Regions from separate parts of the Homo sapiens genome. Here region 1 is linked to region 2. The links are chromatin loops, found by intact Hi-C in ENCODE. Cell type or tissue: CD4-positive, alpha-beta T cell. All regions are shown on one strand. Each heading gives the region's core, and the rest is flanking DNA. Links, peaks and the distances in the headings are about the cores only. Region 1 overlaps SH3BGRL2 (SH3 domain binding glutamate rich protein like 2). Region 2 holds the start of LINC01621 (long intergenic non-protein coding RNA 1621).

Region 1 (15,651 bases), core at 4,877-7,376, 170 kb before region 2:
AATTTAAGGCAGTGCAGTTTCCCTTCTGTCTCCCTCTCTTAATAGGCTTATCTGACTTCATCTGTCAGCACTGGCTAGTTTCACAGTGGACTGTGGTAATTTAAAGGGTTAGTATTGCTATCTCTTTTATATTTGATTGGTTTATTTTCTAACTCTAAAACAGAAATAAAGCTTGGAAAAGCACTTAATTGAATGTTTCCCTTCTGGTTCATGACAGCTTTGCAGTGGAATGGAAAGCTGAACTCAGATGCCAGCATCCAGGCAGATGGGGCCCCACCTCCCTACAAACTTAGGCACTTTTAGGCTGGCACAGCCTCTGGGACAATTTGGGAACAATTTTGTTGGTCACCTTTGTTACTATTGACAGCTTATTCCCAAGGGGATCTACTCTTTTGAGCTGGTTGAGTATTTGGCAGAACTCCAAGGGGTTGTTTCCTGGAGCTGACCCCTGAAGTGGAAGGTATCCGGCAGGGTGTGTCTGCTTTGCTGTGGGGTCTTGGTGGGCCCTCTGCCAGCATTGCTTCTCAGCTCTTGGAGCAGACAGGGAACGTTGGGTGCGACTGAGGGCAGGGGGTTCTAACTAATTTAGGATGTGTTTGCCATTTCCTACTGGGTCATGGCCCAAATATGAAATGACTTTTTGTCATCTTCAGTCTAGTGGCTTTGAGAGTGGAGGACTGAGAGTAAGAGACATACAATTAGGTGACTTGATTGACAGGTCAGTTCAGTGGTATTTGGTAAATGCAAATATAGTTAAAGTCAGCAGCTATTGCTACATACTGATCTAATATTAAAAACAAAACAAAGCAAAACAAAAAACCCAAAGAGCAATAAGCATAGCTTTTGAGTTAGCTTGTTTTCCTTCTGCATGTTCCACAAGACGTGGGAGTGTGGTCTTCTTCATTCATGACATTCCCATGTGTATTAAAGCTCAGTGGTTCTCTCACCCTTTTGTGTGTGTGTGTGTGTGTGTGTGTGTGTGTGTGTGTGTGTGTGTGGTTTGTTTTAAATCACAGTCTCTGCTTATCTTTCACTGGTTCTCTTTTAATAATTATGTTCATTAGCGTGGTTTCTTCAAATGGGAATTGGCCACCTTTATAAGCCTGGGCCCTTCATTGATGGGAGTTTAGATTTCACTGTTCTTTTATGAGAAACAAACTGCTTACTAGCCAAAATAAATGTTTGGGTTGAGTATGCGCTGATTTCTTTAATTCTGGAGTCAGTTTATATTCAACCCATGCACCTACCTCTCTGTCCTGGCTATGGCAATCTATCATTAGAGAACAGTGTTATGGTTAAGGCGGGGGCTGAGTCCAAATCCTAGCTCTGCCACTGATGAAAGGCATGACCTTAGACAAGTAACCTTAGCCTCTTCATTTGTGTAAGTGGGATAGGAATGGTATTTTATGCATAGAAAAGCTCTTATGAGCTTTGAATGAAATGAATGATTTTGCATTAGGCATTTAGCTGAGTGCCATGACATACTGAGAACTCAGTGCATGTTACCTACTTTTTCTGTATCATAATCATCTTCAGTAGTAGTAGTAGTAATAACAGTAAAAAAAAATCACAATGACCTTGAACTGTGTAAGTTCCTTAACAGTCCAAAAATTATATACAGTACATACTACTTACTAGGCTGAGAACGCATACAGGTATAATTTTAGGAGAGATTTTAGTAAATTTAAGTGTAAAGGGTTTTCCACTTAAATGTATAAGAACATTATAATTTGAGCAGGCCATTCACCAAACATACCATTAGTTAGAGTTCTGCTGTAATGTTTGGATATTTTATAGGTACATGGCATGTTGTGCACGACCCATTCAGATCATATTTTCACTCCCTATAAAGTGCTTACTACTATGCACATAGTCACTATTCTTTGCTATACATAATACAGTCAGCCCTTGGTATCTGTGGGTTCCATATTTGTGGATTCACCTACCTGTGGATCAAAAATAATCAGAAAAAAAGTGGACAGTTGCATCTGTACTGAACATGTACAGACTTTTTCTAGTCTTCATTCCCTAAATAATATAGTATTACAGCTATTTACATAGCATTTACGTTGTATTAGATATTATAAATAATCTACAGATGATTTAAATTATACCATGTTTTACATAGGTTATATGCAAATACTATACGACTTGATATAAGGGACTTGAGCATCCAAGGATTTTGGCATCTAAGGGACACCAAATATACTGTGTATGTTTTTTTTAGAGCCCTGGCTTGATCTAAGGATTGCTGAATAATGTATAGATTTCATCCCAAATGACAACTCTGACTGTTGGATAGTAGCTGCCTGGAGAGCCGGGAGAGGGGTTTTGGAGCCTTGATTGGGATCAGCAGGAAAACAGTGTGATTGATTGTTGATGCCTGCTCTGGTACCAGAGAGAGGATCAGGACTTATGCCACGTATTTGCCATCCCTGCCTTAAACTTCATGTATTTAGACTCTGTCTTTCAGATTCTTGTAACTGATACAGAATATGTTGAGTCTGTGAGTAACCGGGAAAAGGAATATGAAACACCAAGTTGAATTGATGGATATCCTCTGCAAACATCATGCCTTGTCTGTCACCCCAAATTTGGTGGGGGTTGGGGACAGTGAAGGGCCAGGATTTCTGTGTTTAATGAAGATGAATGGAATTTCCTAGAATCCTGACTGTGAATCTGAACACTGTGAATTTTGAATACCTGTGAAACATAAGTTGGGCTGGCAGATGGGCAGGTAGATGATGGTAAAAGCAGTAAGGGGCTTTGTGGAAAAATGTGGGAGACAGGAGAAGGAAAAAGACACCTGGAAGAGGGGACCCATTGTGCTGAGCTTTGGAACACTGAAAGGGCAGCTGAACAATTACTCTTTATCTGTGTCCAGCAATGTGGTACAATATTTACTTTATGTCATTTCATCTTTACAATTGTCCTACAAACTATGATTTCTTATACTCATTTTACAGATGAGAGTGTTGAGACACAGGGTAATTAAGTAGCATGTCTAGGATTATTCAGCTCAGCGGTAAAACCTAGATTCAAACCCTTTTCTTCTGATTTTGTGCCTGGTACTTTTTATATTGCCCCACATTGCTCACCAGAAGAGCCCCTGACCAAGAGACTGGTGAGAACCTGGGTTGTGCTATCGCAACAAGCATGCTAGAATAACAGTGTCTGAGCTCAAGCTGTAATAAAGAGAGGGAATTGTGCAGGACTCCTGAGGAGTGGTTCCAGAGGTCTCCACTCAGCTGCTGAGCTGATAATTGTAGGCATGATGTCCTTAGATCATGTGATAGCAATGGCTTTGCTTCTTCAGAGACTGATGGAAGCTAAAAGGAGTATGATTTAAAATTGAAAACTAATATTTCGTGATAATAATAATGAGTACCATTCACATGTGCAGGCAGTACTAGGGGGCTTGCATTTGTTATTTGTACTCCTTAAAGTAACTTGGTATAGTAGCTATTCATAATTACCCTGCCCCCTCACAGAAGAGTAAGAAACCCAAACTTTAAACAACTTGCCTTGTCATAGAACCCAAAAGGTTGAGATAGCCAGATCTGTACCGTCTTCCTCCTATAGATATGTCCCAGAGGAAGACTTCAGAAGTTAAAGGAAATGAGAATAGGCAGTGCTCCGAAGAGACTGTTTAATGTTTTGTTGGATGTCCTGAAACTAAATGTATGATTTCCTTCGAATGTGATTCTCTTGCTGTGTGTGATAAAGTTGAATAAAACCAACTTGATGGGTTGAACTGGAAGGAGTAAGATTCGATGGGAGGGCAATAGGTAATACGGGGAAAGAAAGGTTGGCCAGGATGGCTGTAACCCAGAGATGGGGTCATAGGCAGAGATATTTAATATATTGGGGCCTTTTGGGCAACAGATCCATGGGGACAAATGGTTGCTGTGGAGGTGTGCGCCCTCATCCTTTACATCTTGAACCCTAGGTTACTAGGAGAAATGTTCTCTATGCTGATTATGCCCTGTTGTATGCTCTGCACAAAGGTGTTCTTGTGAGTGGAAGGAGTTTATCAATATATTGCAGCCTACTGAGGGAGTTGAATGCAAGAGAGGGAGTAGAAAGGAGGAGGCCAGAGTTGGGTTTGTTGGTGGAAGGGAGGGAATTGAGGGTCTGGGGGAGTGTAGACAGCCTCCATCTGTAAAGGGAAAGATTCAGTCAACACACACTGGTAGGGAGGAGGCCTGCAGGAGTGGTCAATGAAGCTGCTGTTTACACTCTTCATCTGTCCAGTTTAATTGCTCCAAGATCATTGTGCTTTGTTTATTGTCAACCATCTCTCTAATATTAGATTATTTATATGTAAATTATTGAGAGAGCCTCATAAGCTTGGTAGATAGAAGAAATTTGTGTGATACAAGGGCAGTGATGAGTAGAAAGAATGTAGACTCCAGGGGCAGGAAGACCTGGATTTGAATTATGGATCTGATACTCTAATGGGCAAGGTGGCTGAACATGCCTTTTTACTTCTCTGGATCTCAGAAAATCTACTTGTAAAGTTGTTGAAGCTTAATGAAATTGCAGCCATTATTATTATTGAGTGTCATTTAAATTGAAGTTGGCAATAATTTTCTGATTTTTTTCAACTTTAAATGAGCTATAAAGATTTAATTAAGGAAAAAATAATGTTCAAATAATCAGATAATAGGTCCTGAGTTGGCCGGGCGCGGTGGCTCACCCCTGTAATCCCAGCACTTTGGGAGGCCGAGATGGGCGGATCACCAGAGGTCAGGAGTTGGAGACCAGCCTGGCCAAAGTGGTGAAACCCTGTCTCTACTAAAAATGCAAAAATTAGCTGGGTGTGCTGGCAGTCGCCTGTAATCCCAGCTACTCAGGAGGCTGAGGTAGGAGAATTGCTTGAACCCAGGAGATGGAGTAGGTTGCAGTGAGCTGAGATTGCACCACTGCACTCCAGACAGAGTGAGAGTCCGTCTCAAAAAAAAAAAAAAAATAGGTCCTGAGTTAAATGGAACATAGCCTTAGGAATACCCCAAACTGTCATTGTTTATTAAGGTTAGTGTAGGCTGGAAGTCACAATCTGGTTGCAAGTCTGAAACACCCTCTTTCGAGTTAATATACCATTTTAAATTCTTTTGAGCAAATATTTTAAATACTGGGAGTTACCTTTCTTAGACACAAACATAACCTGGATTTCCCATTCTTCTTAAGACATCTGAAGATTACTTGATCCTGGCACCTCACTCCATTGTGGTATCATGGCATCTTGGCATGGATCCACTGGAACTGAGTAGTGATGCCCCCTTGCCTTAGGGCCTGTATCCTTGGTGTCTACACAGCCCCTCATCATTCTCACCATTTTCCCAACTCTGAGCCATTTGTTACTGAGCTTGTATATTCTTTTATCTTATAATAGAAAGTATTTCTTGGCATCTATGTCTATCAAAAGTGGGAAACCATAAGATTATATCGAGAAGGCTATATATATGTTTCAAGAAGAATGGGAGCCAGCAAGTTTGTGTGTGTGTGTTAAAGGAAGGAAATAATAGTTTTAAATGGTTATTAGTTGTTTGCTGGCTTCATTATTTCACATTATTAACTGTCTGACTTCTGTTGGCATTTGAATATTTGATTCTTTGGAGAGGTTGACTACTGTGGGGTTAAAAAGTACCTGTCTATTTGCTATGTGCTTGGTGCTAGCATGGTGTCAGCCTCTAGTCACTCTGTAATCTCAAAACTGCTACTCTGAGGTTATTAACTCTAGGGTAGAACTGCCTTGAAAAGCTTGAAAATAGTTGATCATACCCTAAACCAGGGTTTGTCATCAGTGGCATTATTGACATTTTGTGCTGGACAACTCTTTGTTGTTGGGGCTTGTCTTATATATCGTAGATATAAAGCAGTTTGCCTTATTTCTACCCACTGGGTGCTAGTAGCACCCTTCCTCCTGGTTGCAACTACCAAAAATGTCTCCAGACATTCTCAAATGTCCCCTAGGGGGCAAAATCGCCCCTGGTTGAGAACCACCACTCTACAGTATCAGAGAGGAAATGGTCTCAATCTGAGAGGACTCAGACTGCTTTAAAACTGGAAGGAACTGAAGAGATCGTTTAATTCATCTTCCTCTTCTGATAAGGTATGACCTGTTAAATGACTAGTTCAAGTCTACATTGCTTCCAAGCTCAGGATCCATTGTCCTAATACTTCTAGAGCAGTGTATTATGGAGCTAGCATACTGCATTGGAAGTTGGGAGACTTGGAATCTGGTTCTGGCGTTGCCATTTAATCAGCTTTATGTCTTTGGACAAGAAACTTGGCTTCTCTGGGCTTCAGGTTTTTTGTTGTGTTGTTGCTGTTGTTTCATAATTGAGATATAATTCACATGCCATAAAATTAACTTTTAAAAATTGTATGTCCCAATGTGTTTTTGTGTGTGTGTATGTTTACTATGTTGTACAATAATCTAATTCCAGAATATTTTATCACCCATATTCATGCCTATTAGTAGTCACTCCCCATTCTCACCTCCCTCTAGCTCCTGGCAAGCACTAATCTGCTTTCTGACTCAATGGATTTGCCTCTTCTGGACATTTCATGTAAATAGAATCATAAATGAAACCTTTGATGTCTGGCTTCTTTCACTTGGCATAATGTTTTTAAGGTTCATTCATGTTGTAGAATGTATTAGCACTTCATTTCTTTTTATGGCTGAATAATACTCTGTGGTATGAATGTACCAGAGTTTGTTTATCCATTTATCAGTTGATGGATATTTGGGTTGCTTCTACTTTTTGGCTATGATGAATAATGCCGCTCTGAACGTTTGCGTATAAGTTTTCGTATGAACGTATGTTTTCAGTTCTCTTGGGCATATACCTAGGGGTGGAATTGGTGGTTTGTATGATAATGCTGTATTTTGTGTTTTTGAGGAACTGCCAAACTGTTTTCCAAAGTGGCCATTTCATTTTACATTCCCACTAGCAATGTATGCAGGTTCCAGTTTCTCTGGATCCTCTCCTACATTTGTGATTATTTGTCTTTTTCATTGTAGCACTTTTAGAGAATGCAGTGGTATCTCAGTGTGGTTTTGATTTGCATTTTCCTAATGACTAATAATGTTGTTTTTTTTTAAAGAAGTGGTTGTGGGTATCTTTTTTTTTAAAATCTCTTCTAGCTCTGAATTTCAGATTTTTCTTCTATTCCTTGCGCAGACCATATGAATAACAGAATTGAGTCTTTAGGGAATATATATTTTGGAAATTAATGGGTTAATCAACTCCTATGTATTTATGAATATCTTCTATTGTCCAGTGTTCAGCCATGTTCAGGATGCAGAATGAGTATATGGCATGATCCTTCCCCCCAAACAACTCTTAATCTTGGGGAGCAAAGATGATCATAGAAAATTGGTACAACACAGGCTCATATGGAATATAATCCTAAATGTACTCATCCTATAGGTAAGTCAGGAAGGCAGGTATATCTAGTTGGATGAAGGCAAAGAAAGTCATCAGTGCTAGATAGAAAAATAGCAAATCTTGAATTGGGAAAGTGGCTGTTTTTAAGATTCTAAAAAATTTTACTTATTTAAAAGACGCCAGTGGAAAGTTAAAAGACCTAAATATTTTGTATTTATTGTGAATTGGAACAGATGTTGCTTTCCCTGTTCTTTTTTGTCAAATACATAAATTTGATTTGTATATCCACGCTGCCCTTTGTTTTAGACTTAATGACCCCTTTTTTCCATTTGTATGTATTTCCTGTAGTGTGAGAGCAAGACAAGTGGCTACCCTGTAGTTAATTCCACAGCAGTGTTTTAATAGTGAGCTTGGTTCTGAGAGATAATTAACACAAATGAAATGATTAATAATTCACCTTTGAGTTCTTTTTCCATTAAAGGGAAAAAAATCATCTTGTTAACAAGATTAAATCTTGTGTGTTAGGTTCAGAAACCTAGAAAAACTTCACTGACCTTTCAGAGCTTACAGCTTCAAGGCCTTTTTGGTCTGGCATTTTGGGCCCTATGTGATCTGATTCTGACCTACCTTTGCAACATTTTCTCTCTCTATTCTTTTGGCATATATATATATATATATATATATATATTTGACATATATTATATATAATATATATATAAATATTTGACTTATATATATTATATATATAATATATATATATGGCTTCTTTTTGCTTTTTCTCTCAATTTCCCATCCCTTTCTCATGCTATTTCCTTTGCCTTATTGTGCTCACTTTGCATTGTGTCTAGTAAGATTGCCTCATTTCTTCAAAGCCAGTGGCATTGCTATTTCCTGATGAAGGTTATTCTTTCCCCTCCCTTCCACCTTTGCCCTCCAAACTGAGAGATTTTTTCTTCCACCTCCCTCCATGCTGTAGATTGTGGAATGTCTTCTCCTGGCCTCAATGCAGTCAAGGTTCTTTGAGTTCTTAGTTCTTCACGGTTAGGGACCTGTTCTGTTTATCTTTTAATTCCCCCACGTTTCCTTTTAGAGCACTTGGCACATAGTATTTTATTGAATGAATGCAAAAGAAACACTGTTTCTGTATTTTCCATATCAGAATAAAGCTAATCAAGAGTTTATGACCATGTCAAAGAGGAACGGGATTAGAGTGTAGCTAGAAGTCTACTTTGGAAAACATAAAGGCTGTGAGGGACAAGATTTATTTTACTGCTCTTAAATAAGTGGCAGGAAGAATCTGTGTTATTAAAGATAACTTTATTGTAGAATTCTATTCGATATCAGAATTCTAGAACCATGTAGAATGAAGCAGGAGACCTGGAAGGAAGCAGAAAAGCCACTGAGAGGTGATTAGCTCTTCATTCTACATTCTTCATGGCAGAGGGCCACCCTGTAGGACCACCTCACCCAGAGGACTGTTAATGAAACAGGCAGAAAGTCCTCAAAGCCCAAGTGAGGGAAGTCATAATGGGAAGCTCTGAGAAGTGACAGCTCCCTTCTTAAGGCAGAATTGGAGAATTCCAGAAGCATAGTTTTAGACTGTGTTTGGCATAGAGTGAAACAGCAGACTTACATTTGAATGGACTCTGGGAATGTCAGCACACCACATCAAAGTACAAAAATGGATAATCATGAAGATTCTTAGTCTAGAACAGATTAAATCAGGTTTGGCATATTTTGGTTTGATGTCTTGGCTTTACAATGCAGAAACATATGTGGTATATTTTAGAAAGATTTCTAAATAGAAGTAGTTTAAAATAAAATATAATAATAAATTTGTGTTTGGCAGGGTGAGCTTCAAGTATACAGAAAACCTTAATTTCCAATTCCAGGAGAAAGTAGGTTATTTGCTCCTACCTCTGGCCCCCACATTTGTAGCACCTTTTTTTGCCTTTCATCATCTCTTCTTTTTACCTTTCATTATAATACTTACAGACTTTCTTTTCCCATCATCCTAGGAGCTGTTCTTTTTGTGTTTCTCCTTTTTATGTTTCTGCTGCTGTGCTTCTCTTCTTTGTCTACACATAGGTATAGCATTTTAGCCCCCATGCACTTTTCCCTTTGATTGCCCTGGCTCTATAGGCATGCCTCTGTTAATGCCAATTTCAAATTGAAGTTACTTGTAAGCAAGCTCTGTTTCTTCCCTTTAGACTTTGCACTGCATCAAATTAGAGGCTTTGTTTTGTCACCTGTGTTTCTCTAGTTCCTCGGGAAGTGTCTAGCACAATGAAAGTCCTTGTAAACGTCTGAGTGAACCTCTTGACCTTTTTAAAGGGTTTTGTTTTGTTATTTTTAATGCTAGTTCTTATGTACTCTCTCTCTCTCTCTCTCACACACACACACACACACACACACACACACAGTTACCCTAATTCTCCTTTGTTAATTTCTTCACTTTTTCTTTGGAGTCAAGATGGAATGGAGAATTATATGGCTGAAGATATAGAGAAATTTGAGGTGGAGAGACCAGAATTTGCAGGCACACTCCAAGTTGGACATTCTTCTATTTGGAATGCAGGAATTAGGATCATCTGAGGGAAGGGCAAGTGCCTGTAGAGATTTCAGAAAGATACAAAAGTTCCCAGTGGCAGTTATGTAGGACAGAAATAGCATTGAATCTCCAGCCAAAGTTAGATAGTTGGAGTTTTCAGTAGACAGGGAAGCTAACATTACTCAGTAGCCCAAGGAGGGAGGAAAGTACCGATGAGATGACCAACTCAAGACAGAAGGTGAGTCCATAGAATGCAGGTGTCTTAGTCCATTTGGTTGCTATAAAGGAATACCTGAAGCTGGGTAATTTATAAAGAAAAGAGATTTATTTGTCTCACAGTTCTGCAGGTTGTACAAGAAACATGGCACCAGCATCTGCTTCTGGTGAGGGTTTCAGAAAGCATCTATTCATGCCAGGCATCACATGGAGAGAGGAAGGACATGAGAGAGAGAAGGGAGGAAGGTGTCAGGCTCTTTTTAACAGTCAGTTCTCAAGGGGGAGACAAGAGTGAGAACTCATGCACTGTGGTCAGATTGGCATCAAGACATCCTTGAGGGATCTGCCCCCATGACTCAAAAACTTCCTGCCAAACCCCACTTCCAACATTGACAATCAAATTTCAATGTGGGATTTGAAAGACAAATATCCAAATTATCAGCAGGTGAGGGCATCCAGACTTTCCCTTAAGTATATCAATTTATGCCTACTATGGAAATGTGAACTAATTATATAAGGATAAATAATTATATAAAAATATATAAGTAATATATAAATAATGTATAAATATATAAATAATTATGTAAACATATAATTATATAACTATTAAAATGTAATTCTGGAAATCATCCTGTTCTTTATTATTTTTCAAATGTAAATAGAAGTCGTTTTTATATAATCTGTTAGGATAACTTTTCACACAATTGAGGACTGACTGATACAGAAATGAGAACAACATATTACAAAACACATTGTGTTGCAGAGTGGCATCTACGCACATTGATAAGGACATGGCCTTTGGCTGGAGTCCTGCAATTCTTGTCTATAGAAAATACTATCCTCAGCAGGATTTCCTTCTTACTGTGGAGGATTTTGACTGTTACAGCAATTTTTGCTGTAACTGGTCTTCTACAAAGTATCCTCTAATTAACAGGAGGCACGTGTATGAAGAGTTGTATATAATTTTCAGAGAGAATCTCATCAAATAGTGGCACCGTAAATTCATATTTTATGCTTGGCTGACTTTTTTCTTTAGAAAATAAACATACAATCTTGACAGGAAATGTAAAAACAGTAAAATCCAACCACCCTCATCTTTCATTCCATGGTTCTGCTAACGTTTTATTAAGGCTTTACATCACTAAGTATTAAGGTTTCTTTTTTTAATGCAGACTAAAAGTAGTTTGTTATACACATGTTGATGGAGAAAGTAGTTAGAGCCACTTGCATTACATCAAACGGGAATAAATCAGCTGCTGGGTATAAGCAGCCCCTCTGAAGCTACCTGACTGAGACCCATGGGGGTGCAGATGTGATGTGCACATTGTCTTCATCCTCCAGAGAGGTTGATGGTTGTCAGGGAAAGAGGCACAGACACATGCAACTGTTATTAAACAGTGCAAGGCTGTATATTATTACATGCTAGTTTGTGGTGACCGTGGGTATAAATGGGAGTTTGGTGAAGGAGATGATTCTGGAGGGCAGTGGTTAGATAAATCAGGGTTTCCCAGCCTTGGCACTGCTGGCATTTTGGGCTAGATAACTCATTATTGTGAGGGCTGTTCTGTGCATTTTAGGATGTGTTAGCAGCATCCCTGGCTTCTACTTATAGGTGCCAGTAGTATCCTTCTCCCAAATTCCCTCAGCTGTGACCACCAAAAATGTCTTCAGACATTGCCAAATGTCCCCCAGGAGGGCAAAATCACCTCCAATTAAGAACAACTGGGTAGGCTTAGTTGAGTGCAGTGTGGATTTGAGGCTGAGTTGTGAAGAATAAATAGAACTTGGATAGGAAGTATGGACAATATGGAGGGGATTTTAGTGGAGAAGAACCTTTAAAGTGAAGACTCAGAAGTGTGTCTGCAGCAGGGCTACTCAAAGTGTGGTCCATGAACTTAACTGTGTTACCAGTGTAAGTACTGCCATTGAGGGTAATCATTTAGAAACTTTTATAGCGACTTTACTGAGTAATTTTATCAACTATAGTAATGAAAACTTCAGGTTTATAGCTTATCTTTGTTATTTAATTTTTCTAGAAATTAGTTTCTTGTTTTATAAAAGTATCATTCTGCAACAGATTGGAACATTAGTATAAGAACGACAGCAAACTGGTCCTTGGCCACTGAGACTCTGAGAGAGGCTGTAACCAGATTGGATTTCAGGTGTACAGTAGGACATGAGGTAGGCTAGGTATGGCCCAGATGGAGCATGGAGTCAGAGTGGTTTCTGAGATCTCTCACGGTGCCTGACATCTTAGGCCTGGTACTCAATAAATATTTTCAGGATGAATCAATGCCTGAAAAACCTCCATGCAGAGGAGAATAGACCTAGCAGTAAGGAGGGGGGACCCAGTGGATATTTTGGGTTGGGGGTGACTTTTAGAAATTTTTTTTTTAAAGCAGGAACTATAATCACATCATGTAACACTATGTAACGTTCTATATTTTTGCCTGCTGATATGTAACATAGTTAAGTTTATTACAAACATTATTTCCTAAGACTTATGGTATAATAAGTGCTCCTTTTCAAGTATTAACACTTAATAGTGTTTAATCTACAATGTAACATTAGGTAAATCAATGATAAATGTATATAATGCAATACACTGTGCCACCTTTCCCTACCCTGTGTTAAGGTATTATTAACAAAATCAATTAAGAAAAAAACAAGACAACTATTATAACTGAAACAAGGCTATGAACATCACAGATGCATGTCTGAGTAGATAAACAGCATTTCCCCTTAACATGAAGGTCATTTTGTCAAAGAGACTCCTATATCTTTAGGTTAGCATTGTTTTAGCAGCAGCTAGTCTTCAGGACAAGATCAAAAATTTCAAGCAAAAAAGACAACGAGTTATTCTGAGAAAACATCGATCCACGTTACTAATAAAAGAAGCAAACTGCTGGTTTCACCTTAACATAAAATTGGGTGTGTTCCCTTTCACATGTGATTCATATTTAATATCATTCTGTCTGTCTCTGTGGTTTCAGTCTTTAAATCATCTGATTATCTCCACTTAGGAACCTTTCTAATTGCTTACCCTGGAACCATAATTATTCGAAGGTATAATTTATATATTTTAGAACTTATCATCAAATTATGTGTGTCCTGGCTGTTGGGATTTGTAAACAGTCTAATGTCTGGCGTAAAGTAACTTTTGTGATTATTTGGCAATATTTATAGCTGTCCTTTAAAGAAATAAAGGAGAGTACATTTTGGTTCATTTACATTTTCTGTAAATAGAGAAAGGCCTGTGCCCTTGGCACTGTTTTCATAGTGAAGTTAGTGGGTCTGTGCCTGAATTAGCAGTGAAGTGAGGAAAGAGATGGGGTATGGAAAAGAGTAATTGAAAGGAGCTTAAGAAAGAGTGGGCATAAACACATGAAACCGACAAAGATTTGGAAAGCACCCCAGAGATGGCAGCAGCAGGTTTTGGGGTGGAGAATGGTCTGGCTGTTGGCCAGGGTGACTGAGCCATGTATGTTGCATTGTCCCGCTGGCTAGCTCAAGCTTCTTCACTTGGTGGTGGTCTCAAGGTTCTAATAGTGGTAAGAAGGAAAGCCCCAAGTACTTTTCAGTATTCTGTTTATATCAGTCTTGCTAATCCATCAAGATTCAAGGGATGGAGAAGTAAACTCCATCTCTTGGTGAGAATAGTTGCGTTGTCACAGTGTCAGGGTGTGGATGCACAAGGTAGAGAATTTGTGAACACTTTTATAACTTGCTGTAGTGTATGAAAAAAGAAATAATTTTTTTCATTAATAGTCCAAATCTTAAAAGAATACTCCAAATCAATTGCCACTTATTTTAACATAGCTGATGTGAAGTACTGTGGCTTACAATCCTATTTTATTCATTTATTTATGAAATATGATTGTATTCACTGAAGTTTTGAGAAGGAAAGGTAAGAATATTTGGTGTGGCATTACCACACTGTGATTTATTTTTGCTAAAGATCAAGTGAATTTTCCAGTCCTTTCCAGTGAACAAATGGATGGAATTTGTGTGGGATTTTGTTTGACAATATGTGCATTGTAGCTCAGAGTTCAGAATCTTTGTTTTGATTTTTACAAATGCTGTTTTAGTCCCTGTTCTGTTTTCTTTTCTCATAGTTTCTACTCCTTTACAGATAAAGACCGATGGTGAACCCCCTAACTTGAAATGCTTTTGTTGTTCCATCTCGATCACGATTTTGTTGGGTTTGCTAAGCCAAAGGTGAGCTGAATTAAACCCACCGAATAAATTTATGCTTCATCTTGGTTGTTGTTCTTGGCTGTATTATTCTTTTACTCTCCCTACAAGCTTCAAGAGGTCTAGGAGAAATATTTTGATAGATGTTTCTTTGTCTTCCTCTTAGAGAACTTGATGCACACCTGGACAAAAGGACGAAATAGCAGGTGGGATTGGAAGTGTCATGTACCTGCTTGAGGGGGGTGGTGTTAAGGTTTGATCCCTTTTACTTTTATTCCTCTTCGGTGCAGATATCTGATTCTATTATGGCTTGCCCTGGGAATCTGTCTGAGAACACTGTGGCAGTTCTTCCTTGTCTTAACCTGGTTTACATCCTAGCAGGAAGGTACACTTTAAGTAAGCTATTACTTAATTCATTAAAAGTGTAATTAATCTTATAAAGGGGGAATTAATGACACAGTGAAAATGTTTACACGCAAAACTCTTACCTAACCTGGGTGTTTTTTTTGTGTGGGGGGGTCGGAGATGTGGTCTCACTTTAGCACCCAGTCTAGAATGCAGTAGTGCAATACCTGGGTGCTTTTGTCAGGGAAGATTTACTTGAGAGGGTGACCTTAAAGCTGAGGGCATAAGAGGGAGCATATGAGTTAGCTAGGTGAAGCTGGAAAGAGGTTTCATGGGCTGCTGACTACCTTATGGGAAGTTTTGATACAGGAAGGTTCGTGGTTCCCCTAAACTACTTTTGTACCATGGGTACGATTGAGCAGATGAAGGGAGACTGCATAGGGTTAGTGTAGAGCAGTGGCCCCTTAAGCTTAAGCATTACTTGGGAACTTGTTATATTTGCAAATTCAGTTTTTTTTTTTAAACAGCACTATTGAGATATGATTAGCATACCATTTAAACTATTTAAACTATACAATTCGGTGGCTTTCAGGATATTTGCAGAATTGTCAGCTATCACCACAATTTAAGAACATTTTATTACCCCACAGAGAAATCTCACACCCCTTTAGCAACGGGTCCCCAAGCCCCCCACCTTTCTCACTCCAGCCCAAGGCTACTACTAATCTGCTTTCTGTCTACATGGTCACCTATTCTAGACATCTCATACAAATGGAATTATATGATATGTGATCCTTTATGACTGACTTCTTTCTCTTAGCATGATCTCAAAGTTCATCCATGTTGTACATGTATCAGTACTTCATTTTTATGACTGGATAATGTTCCATTGTTTAAAGATATGAAATGCAGATTCTTGAGCCCCATTCCAGTCTTCCTGAATCTGAA
Region 2 (15,651 bases), core at 6,590-9,089:
AAAAATGCTAAAAACATAAAGCAATGGTTTTCAAGATGTGGTCTCAAAGTGTGATTTCCAGGGGTTCCCAAGACCCTTCAGATCTGCAAGGTCAATTTGTAATAATACTATGATGTTACCTCGTGTTTTCCTTTCACTCTTTCACAAGCAACCCGTGGGTTTTCCCATGCTGAGTGATGATGTTATTGACTGCTAACGGAATGTGTGCCTGTGCATTCTCATGATTTAAAATTCATCCCATTTTAATTTCTAATGTAGTAGATGATAAACATTACTCAAATAAACACAGTTTCTTTGGGTCCTCAATTATTTTTGATGTAAAGAAACCCTGAGACCAAAATGTGAAAGAACCACTGATGTAAAGGTAGCCAAAGGACAGATGTGTCCAGGTGAGAGGTGAAGCCAGCTGGACTTCCTGGGTCGAATGGGGACTTGGAGAACTTTTCTATCTAGAGGATTGTAAATGCACCAATCAGCACTCTGTAAAAATGCACCAATCAGTGCTCTGTATCTAGCTAAAAGATTGTAAATACACCAATCAGTGCTCTCTATCTAGCTAAAGGATTGTAAATACACCAATCAGCACTCTGTAAAAACGCACCAATCAGCACTCCATGTCTAGCTAAAGGATTGTAAATGCACCAGTCAGCACTTTGTAAAATGGACCAATCAGCACTCTGCAAAATGGACCAATCGGCACCCTGTAAAATGGACCAATCAGCAGGACATGGGCGGGGCCAAATAAGGGAATAAAAGCTGGCCACCCAAGCCAGCAGAGGTAACCCGCTCCGGTCCCCTTCCATGCTGTGGAGGCTTTGTTCTTTTGCTCTTTCCAATAAATCTTGCTGCTGCTCACTCTTTGGGTCTGCACTACCTTTAAGAGCTATAACACTCACTGCAAAGGTCTGCGATTTCACTCCTGAAGTCAGCGAGACCACGAACCCACTGGAATGGAGAAACTCTGGACACATCTGAACATCTGAAGGAACAAACTCCAGATACACCATCTTTAAGAACTGTAACACTCACCACGAGGGTCCAAGGCTTCATTCTTGAAGTCAGCGAGACCAAGAACCCACTGGAAGGAATACATTCAGGACATACAGGTACTTGAAAGGAACTATTCTTCATGCTGGGCACCAAATCTTCTAGTTTATCTAACAGTAAAGTCGATAGGAAACATAAGGGTTAGATGGTAAGTCATCTCTAGAGCCTGAGATGTGACTTGGGTAAGTTTTCTAACAACAAAGTATAAGAAGCCCTTGTGTGGAGTTCATGTATAATGATCTACTTATTTAAAAACGATATATGGGATACTGGATAATAAAACAAAGTATCTTTATTGCAAGAGTGGTGCATCAATTTCCTATTGCTGCATAATAAATAATCACACATTTGATGGCCTAAAAACCATACCCATTTGTTATCTCACAGTTTTTGTGGGTCAGGAATCTGGGCATGTCATAACTGGGTTCTCTGCTCAGGGTCTCACAGGGCTGAAATCAAGGTGGATTGCATTCTCATCTGGAGGATGCAATGGAAATGCTAGGATCTGCTTCTAAGCTCCTGCAGGTTGTTGGCAGAATTCATGTCTTTATGACTGTAGAATTAATGGCAGCTTGCTTCTTCAAAGCCAGCAACAGAAATAAGAGTCTTTACTGCTTCAGGTCTCGAACTTCAGGGAGGGCCTGGACCCTCTTTTAAAAAGCTCACTGATTTGGCCAGGCCCACTGAGGGTAAATGCTCTTTTGTTTAACTAAAAGTCACTTGATTAGGGATCTTAATTATACCTGAAAAAAGTCCCTTCGACTTTGCCATAAATATAATTACAGGAGTGGTATTTCCTTACTTTTGTTGTATCTTATGGTTAAAAGCAAGTTATGATTTCCACCCACATTCATGGCAAGGGGATTAAGAGCATGACTCATTAGGGGTCACCCTATGGTGTATCTGTCAGAGGTGGGGAACAGATTCAACCATAATCAGAAGGGTTTTAATACAAAGAGTTTTAATACAAAGGCAGCACAAGTACATGACTAAACTCCTGAGTGAAGACCTTAGAAGTAATATTCTTTTGGGCAAGATTCCCCTTGTGTGAACAACATTCCAGACTCTCAATCAAAACACTACAGTCAAAATGAGAACACAGAAATATAGAAGCATTGCTACCTTGGACAAATGAGGCAACGACAAAGATGATGTAAAAGGTGAATCAGAATCAAAATAAAGCCGCACCAGGATCCTACAATTCTGCTACTAATTGGTTTGGTGAATTTGGCACCTCTAATCATCATTGGCAAACACTAATCATGCTGTAAAAGCTAATTAGGATTAAGGAGCATTATCCGGGAGGCCAAGGGGAAGTGTATGAGGTTTTAAAGGCCCTAATATATGTCTTTGAATTTGTTAGACTGATATTTTAGTATTTTCCAAAGCTCTCTTCCTGAAAACTGTTGAGAAAAAAAGCTGATAGGATTTTTAAATGAATATCCTACAGATGAGGGGGTATTGAAGGAATTTTCTAGGAATAAACTAGTCTAACTTGGAGGTGATAATTTCCTTCTGTAAAGATGGAGGAGGCCACTCTCAATGCCCATGAAGCAGAAACAATACTTGTAGAATTTATCAGAGGAGCTCATTCATCTAGATGATAAAGGTTACTATTTTGGGGAGAGGGGAACAACTTCAGTGGCTCTCTGTGCTCTGTACACAGTCTGCTCTCAAAACTGTTGATTGAAGATGAGGATGAAGATAGTGAAGATGAAGAAAATGATAATCCTCAGAGAGTTCAAAACCCTACCTCTAAATAGCTGTCTTTGCTAATAATGCCTTGTTACTAACCAGGGCCATGTGACATGAGATACACGACTGGCCTCCAGCTGAGGAAGGTGAGAGAATAGAGAGGAGAGGGGACGCTGCCATGTCAGGGAGCTCTTGGGTGGAAGGCAGACAGCCTCAGAGACAGATTTCACCTAATGTAAATGTTTCCCAGAATGGTTGCTATTTTTGTTCTAAGTAGTTTGCTTATGCCAAAAGTGCATATTTCCCCAACAATCCTCAGGAAATAAGACACAGAAGTCTGTCTTTAATTTTCATGATATCCTGCAATTTAAATCAGTCTGGGTGCATCTGTGTGGTTTTTATTTTTTGGTATTGTTTAGATGTAATTAAGCAAATCAATACACAGGTACTTAATTATATATTAACAGGGCCATTTGTTAACAAACTTAGTTATAGGATGGAATTAAACTGTAGTAAAGATTTAAAAACCTGCAATAAATTCAATTAATATCAGGTCATTACTCAGAATCTGAATTTATAGATATATTACCATCTTGACAGGAATTTATATTGATTGGATATTTTGAATATTAATAAAATATAAAATTTAGTATTAATAAGTGGGACTATGGTACAATTTTAAAAAGAAAAAAACAAAATTGTGGTTTTTCTAGTTCTTTTAGAGTTGAAGGGGTTAATATGTTTCTCTGAGTCTCACATATTTGTATTTGCCTCTATGCCTATCAAAATTTTATAAAAGCTACTCTAAGATTGGTTTTCTTAATTTTTGTTTTTCGTCCATTTATTCGTGTTTATTAAGGAAAACGGTAATGGAGCTAAAGGTAGGTGAGTCGGCTGTAATTAAGGAAGCTACGGTAATTAAATTATTGTACGGCCACCCCTCGAGCTGTCATTTGAAAGGATGAAAGCTTAATTTTTCCATCAACAAAGTCAATTTCATCCAAGCTGTTGTTTAGAATGCCACATGCATTTAAAAATTACATGTTTAAACTAATCAGGAGCAAATGGAATTTAAACCCCTCTTCAAAATAACATGGATAGATTGTAAATTTATGGAGCATTTTCACTATAGAAAATTAAGTCCATTCAAAACATATCCAGGAGTCATCAGGCAAACAGGGCAGTACTGATGTAAACTACCCACTGTGTGAGCTTAAGGCAGAAGGGTCTCTAATAAATTCGAGTAAATAGCAGCTGAACTGGCCTCACCATGGCTTATGTGTTCAACCTAGCAAGGAAAAAGTTAGCATTAATTGGTACACTCTAGGCTCTCTCAAAGGAACAGGCACTTAGAGCAATTAAGTCAGATGCAGAAAAACAGCTCTGCATTGAAAAGCTGACAGCAGGACTCCTGCACAATATACGTAATGAGTGGCTGAGGACTTTAATGGATCGAGGCTTGGAGACTAATGGACAATTAATGTAAAACAGATGACTTCCCTTGGAGATGACAGTCTTTTGAAAGGCGCTTCACCTGCTGCTCGAACAAATGCGGCTAAAGTGAAATGAAAACAGGAACGTGGTCTCATTGAACGAGGCTAGAGCTAGTATTTGTGTCCCTGCTTTCTCCTTGAATAGTTTCAAAAACTAGGTCAGGAATTTAACAATTCCCTGCAGCTGGTGGTGCAAGCCCCCTCTCGTGGCCTCCCGCCATCCAGGGTGGCCTGAGATCACTGACTGTGCCTCTTGAGCCTTTTGAGAAGCTGCCCTAGCTCGCCTTGTTTAACAGGCAAAAAGAAGACAGGACATATTATAGTGTTCCAGCCTCACTTTTAAAATGACAACAAACCACCCCAACATAGAAATTGCAGTAAATACATATTGGAACATCTATTGGAAATTTAAGAACATGGTTTCTTCTCAAATTAGGCTATTTTAATTTTAAATTAAGATAACTGGAGTCCTTCAAATTTAAGCTTTATAAGCACAGACAGGCTCCCTCCTTATGATAAGTGGTTGTGTACCGAAAGCAAATAATTGTTTGCAAAGAGAAACTCATTTCCTATAGAAACAATGCTGCGGTGGCATTTAATTTTCCACGTGATCTTCCTGAAATCTGTTTAACCCAGATGGAAGCTTAACACAAGTCAGCCTGAGCCCTGGGTCCTGGAACAGGGAGGAGTCAGCTACTCCTGTGGGAGAGGGGAAAGAAGAGGGAGACAAAGATGTTTCCCCCTCTTAGTGGGAAATGGGATTGGACTGAGCTATAATTTTGAGTTACAAACTAATCCTTGGCAATTTTCTATCTTCTAACATCCCTTTACTCAACACTCAAGAAATCAGTGCCTTATGTCATTTAAGTCGCTAGGCATTTCACCCCTGCCCCCAAGCCCCCAACTCCTCTCCTCACTACAGATGTACATATCTTAGCAATTCCCTATTTGTTCTCCTGTAATTTTTCTTCCATTTTCTCATAACAGTACATCTCATCTAGAAATTGAGGAAAGCAGCTTGTATGGGCTAATGAACACCTTTGGTTGATGGCCTGAGCACTCCCAGAAGCCTCTGCATATTAAAGAAAGAATTGCTTCTAAACTCACATGCATGTCCCATTGACAGAATTTCTGTAAGAAAAAAAAAAATCAAGTCAAAATTTCAGGTATCTAATTCAAAAAAACCCACAAGTGCAGGAGAAACGTATTAGGATATTTGTTATAGCAATGAAAAGTAGAAACCACGTAGAAGTCAATGAGAAAATGCCTTAAGTGTGATATATTCATATGATGTCAGATTATGCAGGAGTTATGTGGGTACATTAGAAAATTAGCAAACGTCACCCTTTTCTCTCAGCCTGATTAGGTTTCAGCCCCCATGTGCCTGCTCAGCAAGACATGGTTGAACAAGGGTGAGATTTGCACAGCTCAGTTTATAAGCTCTGCCCCTCCCTGCCAAGTGAACACAGAGCCACGGCAAGGGTAGAACTTGTATTAAGGCCACAAATATTAATATATGTAGATTGTATGTTTTAATCCAGAAATTCATGTAGTTGATGTGGCATCTACTAAAAGTTGGGTAGGCAGGAAATACCTATTTTCTTCAAATCAAATTCAATATGGCTGCCATCCCCTATGTCACTGAATTGCAAGAAATTCAATCTTCATTATTTGTTTCCTCCCCTCCTCCCTGGGTTTACCTAAAAATTGGGAGGATTATTTGGTGCCCAGAAAATGAGCAAGTCTCTCAGTGGGTCCAGAGTGCTCTGAATCTTCATTCCGAGGCTCTAACTGAGGCGGCTGGCTCTCCTGGTTCTGCACCAAGCTGCTTCCCTTCAAACAGCATTCTCACCTGAGTAGCAGCTTGACTGGGGGCAGTGCCAAGAAAGGGGCTTTGGGAATGTCCCTTCCTCCCATTTCAAAAGCTTCCATGTTCCCTGGACAAACTCATTGACCCATTCCCGCCCGTGCCAGCCCTCTCAGTGAGCTCAGGTTTCAGGCAAGGGAGGTAGGTTTCCAGGTGGCCAGGAGGAGCAGTTACCTTAATGCAGTGGTTCTCAGCACGTGGGTCCCGTAGTTACAGTTAGAAGGAGAAATACCTAATGTAGATGACGGTTGATGGGTGCAGCAAACCACCATGGCATGTGTATACCTATGTAACAAACCTGCACGTTCTGCACATGTATCCCAGAACTTAAAGTTTATATATATAGGCCAATTCTTGATTCTTGAACTCCATCCCAGACTTGCTGAATCAGAAACTGGGGGCACAGGCAGCATGCTGCATCTTAAGCCTTAAAGGAATCTTAAAGGTCAGGGCTTTCTGCTCTGACCTCACAACAAACCACCCAGAGGGCAACGGTTCTGGCTACCTCCTTTAAATAGAGAAGGGAAAAATAGAGAGGTAAAAGCAAAACAGTCCTCATTCTCTCAGATACCTCTATAGCAGCAAAAAAATAACAAATAAAAAAACCCCACATATATACCTTAATGATCTCTCCCCTCTGATAAGGCACTGTGTAAAGCAAAGTTGAGATTTATAAAGGATAAAGAAAACCTGAACTCATTTGATCCACACGCCACCAACAAATCCTCGCCCCTACCTTCCAGGTTTAAGAATTCAGGAGGCTTTATCCTAAAAAAAAAGCATGCTGAGAAATAAAGGTCAAGTATTTAGACTAGGCTGTTCCACATCTCCATGGAATGAAGAAACGTGTGGACACCCCTGGAATTTCAATTGGTTCTCCTTTTACAAGGATTTTTATACTAATCAAGATGGAACCAGCACATAACTTCCTTATACTAAAGAATTTCATATTAAGAAAATACAATATCCCCCCAATCTATTATATCAGATAAATGCTAATTTTTATCACATCATCTTATTTCAACTTTGTTATAAAGGCTTGATTCATGCAAAAGTGGAGAGTCATCATTTTTGTTCTTAAACCCAATTAAATGTCACTTCCTGATTCATCCTCCTGCTGCTCCAGATACTTCTAACACATTTCAGACCTGAAATTTTTTAAGCTGCTTCTTCTTTTCCAAGTGATTTTAAGAACCTAGCATTAAAACATAATTACATGGCGGAAAAATACTTTTGAAGCTGCTCAGTGTGACTTTTTTTAATAGTGAGTTTTCTGACTTGCATGCCTCAGAGGATGATTTTCTGGGCTGTGTATAACTTGACAGCATCTCTGCGAGCCCATTAGTCACCTTACAAAATTGCATGAACTCTTTTTGGATCCCTGGGGTAGCTAAAACTTAGCAATAAATGAATGGATTATGCTTCATACAATCATATTTTTAAGCTATATATTAACAATCAAGACTGTTGAACAGTTTTTGGCTTTTGAGATTACAGTCACAGTTATTACTCTATAAGACTCTCTTTTTACAGATTCAAAAGATTTTATAGACAAATGAAGACTGAATTGGCCTCCAAGTTTTACTTGAGGAAATCCAGGCTATAGATCAATTCAGACCTTGATGAAGGTCACACAGCGTGGTTTCAGTGCAGCAGGAATTGGACTCACAGTCCCCCACGCTTTCCTCTCACTGCCAATTGTCAGGTTTCAGCCAATTCTTAATTTTTCACTGGCCAGAAAGTCAGGCCATTACCTTCCATCACATGATTGCCACCTAGTGGCGACAGTGGTCATTGATGCTTATGCAGTGACTGGACTCAAAGGCCAGAAAAGAAATAGAATAAAAATTAAATCATCTTTAAAATGTATTGAGAGTCTACTATTCTGTTAGGTGCTTTATTTATTTCATTTAATCCTCTAAACATTATAAACTAGGAATTTTTATCCAAGAAGAAATGAAGCTGAGAGAGATGAAGAAACTTGCCCAAATTCAGGCTGCCTCTATCAGTGGGGCAGGAACTGGATCTTCTTCCCTGGACCTTAGTCCCTGTCCTGTAACTTTGACCTACATATGGTTGGACTCTCCTAGATCTTAGCAGTCCTTTCTGATCTGTGATATTCCTCAGGCTGCAGTGACTGGCTCAGAGAAAGCCAGTAAGACCCACTGACACTTTCACTAATACAGTCCAGGAAGAGGCAGGTACTATTTTCCACTCACACAGATAATGGTAAAAACAGTGTGAGCCTGGAAGCTGTCTAAGCTCTGCAAAGCGGAGCTGGGAATCAAGTCACCATAGAGCAAGAAAAGCTGAGATAGAGAGAAACTGAACCTGGTGACATCCCTTGTGCCCCCAATTCCAGTTGTGTTTGAAGCCATGTGTACTGCTGGGTGTTTCAGTTATGAGCCAATAAATGCCTTTATAATAATAAATGTTAGTGTGATATGAGGTTTCTGAATTTGTACTAAAAAGTCCTGACTAATACCAAGGATTGGTCCTTTTTCGGTTCCTTCTTTTTTCCTACTTTCAGCTGTCAACAAATCAACATTTGCATTGTGCCTATGCTTACAAGGCATAGGTCTGTTTTCCAAAACCTGTTGTCCTATTCTTGGAGTTGTAATACTTAAGTGAAAACATTATTTCAAAATATTTAAATATAATTTTTAAATAATTAAAATTTGGTTCTATATAAAAAAATCAAATGCCTTGAAAAATATTTGATTTCTCATCCTAAGTATCATCTCCACTAGAGCAATCAGGAAGTTTACAGTCTAAAGCAATTATTCTTTCATTAAGGCAAGAATTCAATAGAGCTTTGGGGCTTGTGAGAGAGTCTAGCCATCTGTCCAGGATTCACGTCATTATGGTTGGAGGAGTGTGGTGGGCTTTGTCAAATGAGATGTATTCCCTTGAGAATATCATGCATTTATTCCAGGCAAGGTCAAGACGTATGAATATTTTGGGAAAGGTAGCCCTACAAATCAATATTTTTAAAGAAAATATTTGTTATATATTTTTGGATAATGGGAAAAAATAATTTCTTAAAATTATTTATTGCTTTCTTAATGTTCAGAATAAGAAATTTATTACATGCAATTTTCTAAACCAGACAACTTCTTGGGAAGTGAATTGTTTACTATTTCAGTGACAAAACCAATAACTTGATGCCAGAAAACAGTACCACGCTTACAGTTTGTTTTCCCAATGTTATTGCCTACCCACTTTTAGAGACTTTCCTAGTTGGCTTGAGGATTTGTTTGCTAGTGGCCTGGCTGATAGCCCTCCCAAGCAACATTCAAATACCTATCACAAAACTATTTACCAAAGATGTTTCGGCTCAGCAAAGGAAGTTTTTAGTTGTTTGCTTGTTACTATTTGAGGCTTCCGTGTCAATGAAAGGCATTTTGCAAGTAATGTATAAAACCATGAATAGACCCTGGCTACTATTTTTACTAATGTGATGGTTAATACTAAGTGTCAACTTGATTGGATTGAGGGATACAAAGTATTGCTCCTGGGTGTGTCTGTGAGGGTGCTGCCACAGGAGATTAATATTCCAGTCAGTGGGCTGGGAAAGGCAGACCCACCCTTAATCTGGGTGAGCACAATCTAATCAGCTGCCAGCTCAGCTAAAGTATAAGAAGACAGAAAAATTTGAAGAGAGACTGGCCTAGCCTCGCAGCCTACATCTTTCTCTTGTGGTGGCTGCTTCCTGCCCTTGCACATCAGACTCCAAGTTCTTCAGTTTTAGAAATCGGACTGGCTATCCTTGCTCCTCAGCCTGCAGATGGCCTATGGTGGGACCTTGTGATCATGTGAGTTAACACTTAATAAACTCTCCTTTGTATATATCTCTATTCCATTAGTTCTGTCCCTCTAGAGACCCCTGACCAATACAACAGATTTATCGCAGTGATGTTTTAAAACTATTTTAAAGATTATTGACCAAGGCAGCTCTGTCTTGCTGGCTTCTCCCCTCCCTACAGTGCTCCAGATTTTCAAGTTGTTCTCTGAGAAGCCTCAGGAGGAACCAGAAGAAAGGTTCGAGTGAGGGTCTGTCTACCATTACAACTAACCGTTCCCTCCGTTCTTCCCATAAAACCAGAACAGCTTTGCTCTGAGCTCTTTTTCTGTGTATTAGACTCCTTAAAAGATTTTCTTTCACCAATTCGCAATTGTCTGTTTAAAAGCGACTACCTTCTCAGACTTATGCTAAGGCATTGTGATATTCTACTGAACAAAAAAAGGCACGCACGCTACATTTATGTTGTAGTGGAGGAAATAGTCAATATACAAATAAACAAGAATACACAAGATCATACTGATGGAAGTGAGTTGATAAAGAGGATAAAGTGATAGTGTGATAAACAGTGCTGAAGGGGGCATACAACATTAGAAAAGGTGATGAGAAAATGCCTTGCTGAGAAAGCAATATTTAAATAATTTATTTGATCCATTAGAAGAGTTTAACCAAAGCCGGGACCATGGCTTATGCTTATAATTCCAGCACTTTGGAAGGCCAAGGCAGGAGAATTGCTTGAGGCCAGGGGTTCAAGGCCAGCCTGGGCAACATAGGGAGACCCTGTCTCTACCAAAAAAAAAAAAAAAAAAAAAAAAAAAAAAAAAAGTAGGGCATGGTAGCACATGCCTGTGCTCTCAACTATTCAAAAGGCTGAGGTGGAAGGATCCCTTGAGCCCAGGAGTTTAAGGCTGTAATTGCACCACTGCACTCCAGCCAGGGTGACAGAGTGAGACACCCGTCTCTTAAAAAAAGGGGGAGAGTGAAACAGGAGTAATATGACCCAACATTTTAAAAATCATTTTTGTGTACCTGGTAGAAGGAGTCACAAGGGAGTGAAAGCAGAATAGCCAGTAGGAGGCAATTGAGATCATCCTGGCAAGAAATCATGGCGGTTGGGATTAAGATACTAGCAGTGGGGGCCGGGCGCGGTGACTCTGGCCTGCAATCCCAGCACTTTGGGAGGCCGAGGCGGGTGGATCACGAGGTCAGGAGATCGAGGCCATCCTGGCTAACACGGTGAAACCCCGTCTCTACTAAAAATACAAAAAAAAAAAAAAAAAAAAAAATGAGCCTGGCGCAGTGGCGGGCGCCTGTAGTCCCAGCTACTGGGGAGGCTGAGGCAGGAGAATGGCGTGAACCTGGGAGGCGGAGCTTGCAGTGAGCAGAGATGGGGCCGCTGCCCTCCAGCCTGGGCGACACAGCGAGACTCTGTCTCAAAAAAAAAAAGATACTAGCAGTGGGGATACAGAGAAATGGATACTTCTGGGCGCATTTCACAGGATGACAGAACTTACTGAGGATTTGGAAACAATGCATGAAGTAAAGAAAGGAAACAAGGATAACTCCCAATTTTTCTGGTTTTGAGCAGTTGGATGAATGGTGATGCCTTTTACTAAGATAAGAAACACAGGGAAAGAAACAAGAGTGAGTGGAGACTGTAGAAATAAGGTTTTATTTGGATAGTTTTGGTTTTAAATACCTTATTTAAGCCAAGATGCACAGTAAGCAGTTTTATGTGGAGATGGGAACACAAGAGAAGAGATCAGTCCGTTTAGATCTAGTTGAGAGTCCTAGATCCGAATCACTGGGGAGAAAGAAATCATGAAGACATGGACCCGAGGTTATGTTCCAGGCATTCAAACAATTAAAGTTTGAGCAGAGAAAGGGGAGGTAAGATCACACAAAAATCTAAGAAAATTGATGGATTCTGCTGAAAACAACTCCCACCTCCCAAAAGAGAAAATAAATCTGCAACAATTATCATGGATGTTACCAGCACCAAGCCTCAGGAGTACTCAAAATCTGTTTGGGCAGAAGCAGGAAATCTTGGCCAGTGATTCAAGAAGGATACCAGGAGACTTCAGTGAAGTCTGGTGCTTTTAAGGCTTCAAAGATTATAATAGCTAATTTAGGAAGAACAATCCCATCCCTTAAATGCTATACTCCAGAAAAAATCATGCCATGACCTTGGGTGCCACAGCTATGGCTCATAGTTTGTTTACATTCACATGGTCATCATTCTCAATGGATGCCTCCACACTATGGTGGCTAGATCAGAAAGGCTGTCACCGAGCAATGGCCTCACTGGCCGACACATAGAAGCCAATAATATGGCACTGGCTTTTGGAAAAAGAAAAAAAAAGTTGTATTGCAAGTTGACTGGCAAGGAGACAAGAGCCAAAACCCAAATCTTTCTCCCGCTCTGGAGGTGGGGTAAGCTTTTATAGCGTCTCTAACTAGTCCCAGATGATTCCAGTATAGCTAATCTGCCATGCTGGTGGTGTTAACAACTAGAAGGTTAAAGCTGTCTCTCATTCCACATGCCAGGGCTACATGACTTTCAGTCTTGGCTCTGTGCCACCTGTAACAACTTAAACAATGGTTCATAGGTTTAAGCTGGTTCTGCAGTTACAAGGCCAGACTCAGCTACTCTATTCAAAACTGACTCCTCTTCCATGTCAAACAAGGAGTTCCCTATTGAGCACAGATTAGTAGTTCAGAAAACCCTATGATGAATTCTTCAGGAGCCCCACTCAAATTTCCCGCCAGAGAAGCTCAATTGGAATCATTAGCCATCCATAAGATAAAGTTGAATAATATTCCACCACAATAAGGAAAGAATAAGGACTTCTCCATCCTTTTATGCCCAGAAAATTCTTTGTGCCAAAGAAATTTGTAAATATGCACAAATTTTCTAATTACTAGATCTGCATCCCAAGAAGTACTAGAAAAGGCAGATTTAAAGGGTAAGACCGCAGAGGAGTTTACCGAACCCTTTCCGTATGTCAGTGGGAACCTTCTTTCCTAATACAGTCAATCCTCATTGTTCCCAGATTTCATATTTGTGAATTTTCTACTGGATAACATTTATTTGTAACCCCAAAATCAGTACTCCTGGACCTTTCTCAGTCATTCACAGATATGCCCAGAGCAGCAAACACGTGAGTCACATGTTTCAGCTGAGAACAAACAAGGCAGTACTGTGCCTTCTTGTCTCAGTTCTTATACTGAAAATAAGTGTCCTTTTTGCATCCTATTTGGTGTCACATTTTTTCATTTTTGTGCCTTTTCTTGGTGATTTTGCTGTTTATAATGCCCCTCAAACACAGTGATGAAGTTCTGTCTAGCATTGCTAAGCACAAGAAGACTATGATGTAGCTTATGGAGAAAAAAATGTTGGATAAACTTCAGGCATGAGTCATAGAGTTATTGGCTATGAGTTCAATGTTACTGAATCAATATATATTAAATAAGTTGTCTTTAAACAGAAACACACATAAAAGAACAGCATGTATTGGTCACTTTGCAAAAATGTTTTGACCAGACTCTCAGGGATCTAATCCTGTATTTCTCCTAGAAGCAATGGTTCGGTATTTGGTAATTCAGTATTTGTGGTGACTTCAGAAAACATAGCTACCACAAGTAACAAGAATTAACTGTGTTTATATTATCAAAGGGACACCACTCCACTGAATTTCCCAAAGGAAGACACCTGTATCAAAGTGACAGAGGTCTCCATCCTAATGAAGGCAGAAATGTACCTGAGAACCTTCAAATGGCAGATTCTCTTCCTTATGAAAAGACAAAAACAAAACATCAACAAACAGAAAAATCAACAAAACAAACATTTAAAGCATTGCTTAACTAGTCTCACGCCTATCCTCCTCAGGAAATATACGTGTGTGTGTGTGTGTATGTGTGTATTGTGTATACATATATAAACACACACAATACATACACATAAGAAAAATATAATCTAATATACTATATATTATACTGTGAATAATATATAAAAGAGAAAAAATATACTTTTATAAAAGAAAAAACTAAACACCAACTCCACAGTAAAATTAATAGTACTTGGAACAAATTCTGACGAATCATAAAAATATTAGTGTAGTATACTGAAACCAAGAAATCACAGAGATATAGAGATAGTTATTTTGATACTTAATGTATTAAGAATTAAAACTAAACATAACCCAGATATTAATATATCACTATACTCCTAACCCACATAATTATGTAAAACATTTTCTTAGAATGAGGTATAAAATAGTTCATATTTTTTATTTATTCCCTGGAAGTATTAGTAGGAGATTATTAAATAATGGTACAAACACATGCTCAATTGTTATATAACTATTCATAATCATATTTTAGATGAATATTTAATAAGGGAAGATGTTGACTCTACAACGAATCTATAAAATCATATGCACAGTATGATCACAATTTTTAAAAAGTTATGTATAAATGTCGCAAATATCATAAGGCAAGCCTACAATATTTGAAGATGCAGACCTCGGCTATGACATTAAAGGTAATTTTTGCTTTGTACTGTTCTGAATTTTCTACATTTCTACAACTGTTATTACACTATATAATAAAAAACTATCATTAATTATGATTGCTATAATTTAACAGTTTCGGGGGTTTTTTGAGAGATGGTCTTACTCTGTCACCCAGGCTGGAGTGCAGTGGCATGGTCATGACTCACTGCAGCCTCGACCTTCCCGGGTTCAGGTGATCTTCCCACCTCACCCTCCTGAGTAGCTGGGACTACAGGTGCGCACCACCATGCCTGGATAATTTTTGTATTTTTTGCGAAGATAGAGTCTCACTATGTTTCCCAGGCTGACCTCAAACTCCTGGGCCCAGTGATCTGCTCAGCATGGCCTCCCAAAGTACTGGGATTACAGGCGTGAGTCCCTGTACCCAACCAATTGAACGGATTTTATTGTTCAAGCCTAGAAAGCATTCACAGTTACTTTTATATACAAAGCTACATTTTTATCATTTGACATCTCAAATAATTGATGTTTCTTTAAGTTTTACAAAATCTGAATGAAATGCAACAAGTCACCATCAATAAATGGCATTTTCTAATAGTTAATGATAACATGAACAACTCTGCAGATAAAACAAAAACTCTTCTTGGTTAGAAGCGAGTTGCAATTTTCATGCAGAAAATACATCTTTCCACTGCTGAACATCAAAATAATCTTGTCTTCCTGGTGTACCTTGCCTCTGGCAGACAGAGGAAGGAGACTACCAGATTGCCAAGTAACAGGGAAATACTGGGAGTAGTTAACCTTCTTAGCATATATCATAAATCATGATATTAATGGAAAGGAATAAAATAATAAGCAGATAAAGAGAAAATGGTCTAGACTCATATGGCATGAAGATAAATACCTGCACTAAATTATACAATATCTCAGTATCCAGAACATACCCAGTAGCAAATGGTCTTCATCAGTTGTATGAATGATGTCAATAGGCTAAACAATGTTATTTTTAATAAGGAAATGGCACATATTTTGGCATCTGTTTGAAACTCAGTTGAGCCTCATGCAGAACATTAAAAAAAATTCCTAGTTAATACTAAGCCCTCATTTTTATATTAATTATAAATGCATTAATATGTAAACTTTAGTGTCAATGTTTTAAGCAATAAACTTTAAGATCCTCTGGGTTCATTTCAAGTTTTTAAAAAATAAGCATGGGCTATCTTTCTCTCATTC

What was found. Peaks named below come from ENCODE experiments on the same cell type or tissue, not always from the same donor. Only the 100,000 strongest peaks of a DNase experiment are listed, where the experiment ranks them.
Region 1: a loop joins it to region 2, with 2.1 times the contacts of the local background. A loop is called at or near these places in 3 of 110 quality-filtered maps.

Annotation. Positions count from the first base shown.
Region 1 is chr6:79,640,199-79,655,849 of GRCh38, forward strand. All of the region lies in intron 1 of SH3BGRL2 (SH3 domain binding glutamate rich protein like 2), which reads left to right. Among named protein-coding and RNA genes, the nearest start is that of SH3BGRL2, 17 kb to the left of the region's middle. In CD4-positive, alpha-beta T cell, for the core only: CTCF peaks have their summits at 5,974 (motif pointing right) and 6,190; a DNase peak (open chromatin) is centred at 5,993.
Region 2 is chr6:79,806,185-79,821,835 of GRCh38, forward strand. LINC01621 (long intergenic non-protein coding RNA 1621) reads right to left here and starts at 6,062. Exons shown (of 5, transcript NR_131786.1): 1 at 5,936-6,062; 2 at 5,343-5,366; 3 at 1,030-1,157. RefSeq lists an enhancer at 288-1,487. In CD4-positive, alpha-beta T cell, for the core only: CTCF peaks have their summits at 7,875 (motif pointing left) and 8,076; a DNase peak (open chromatin) is centred at 7,857.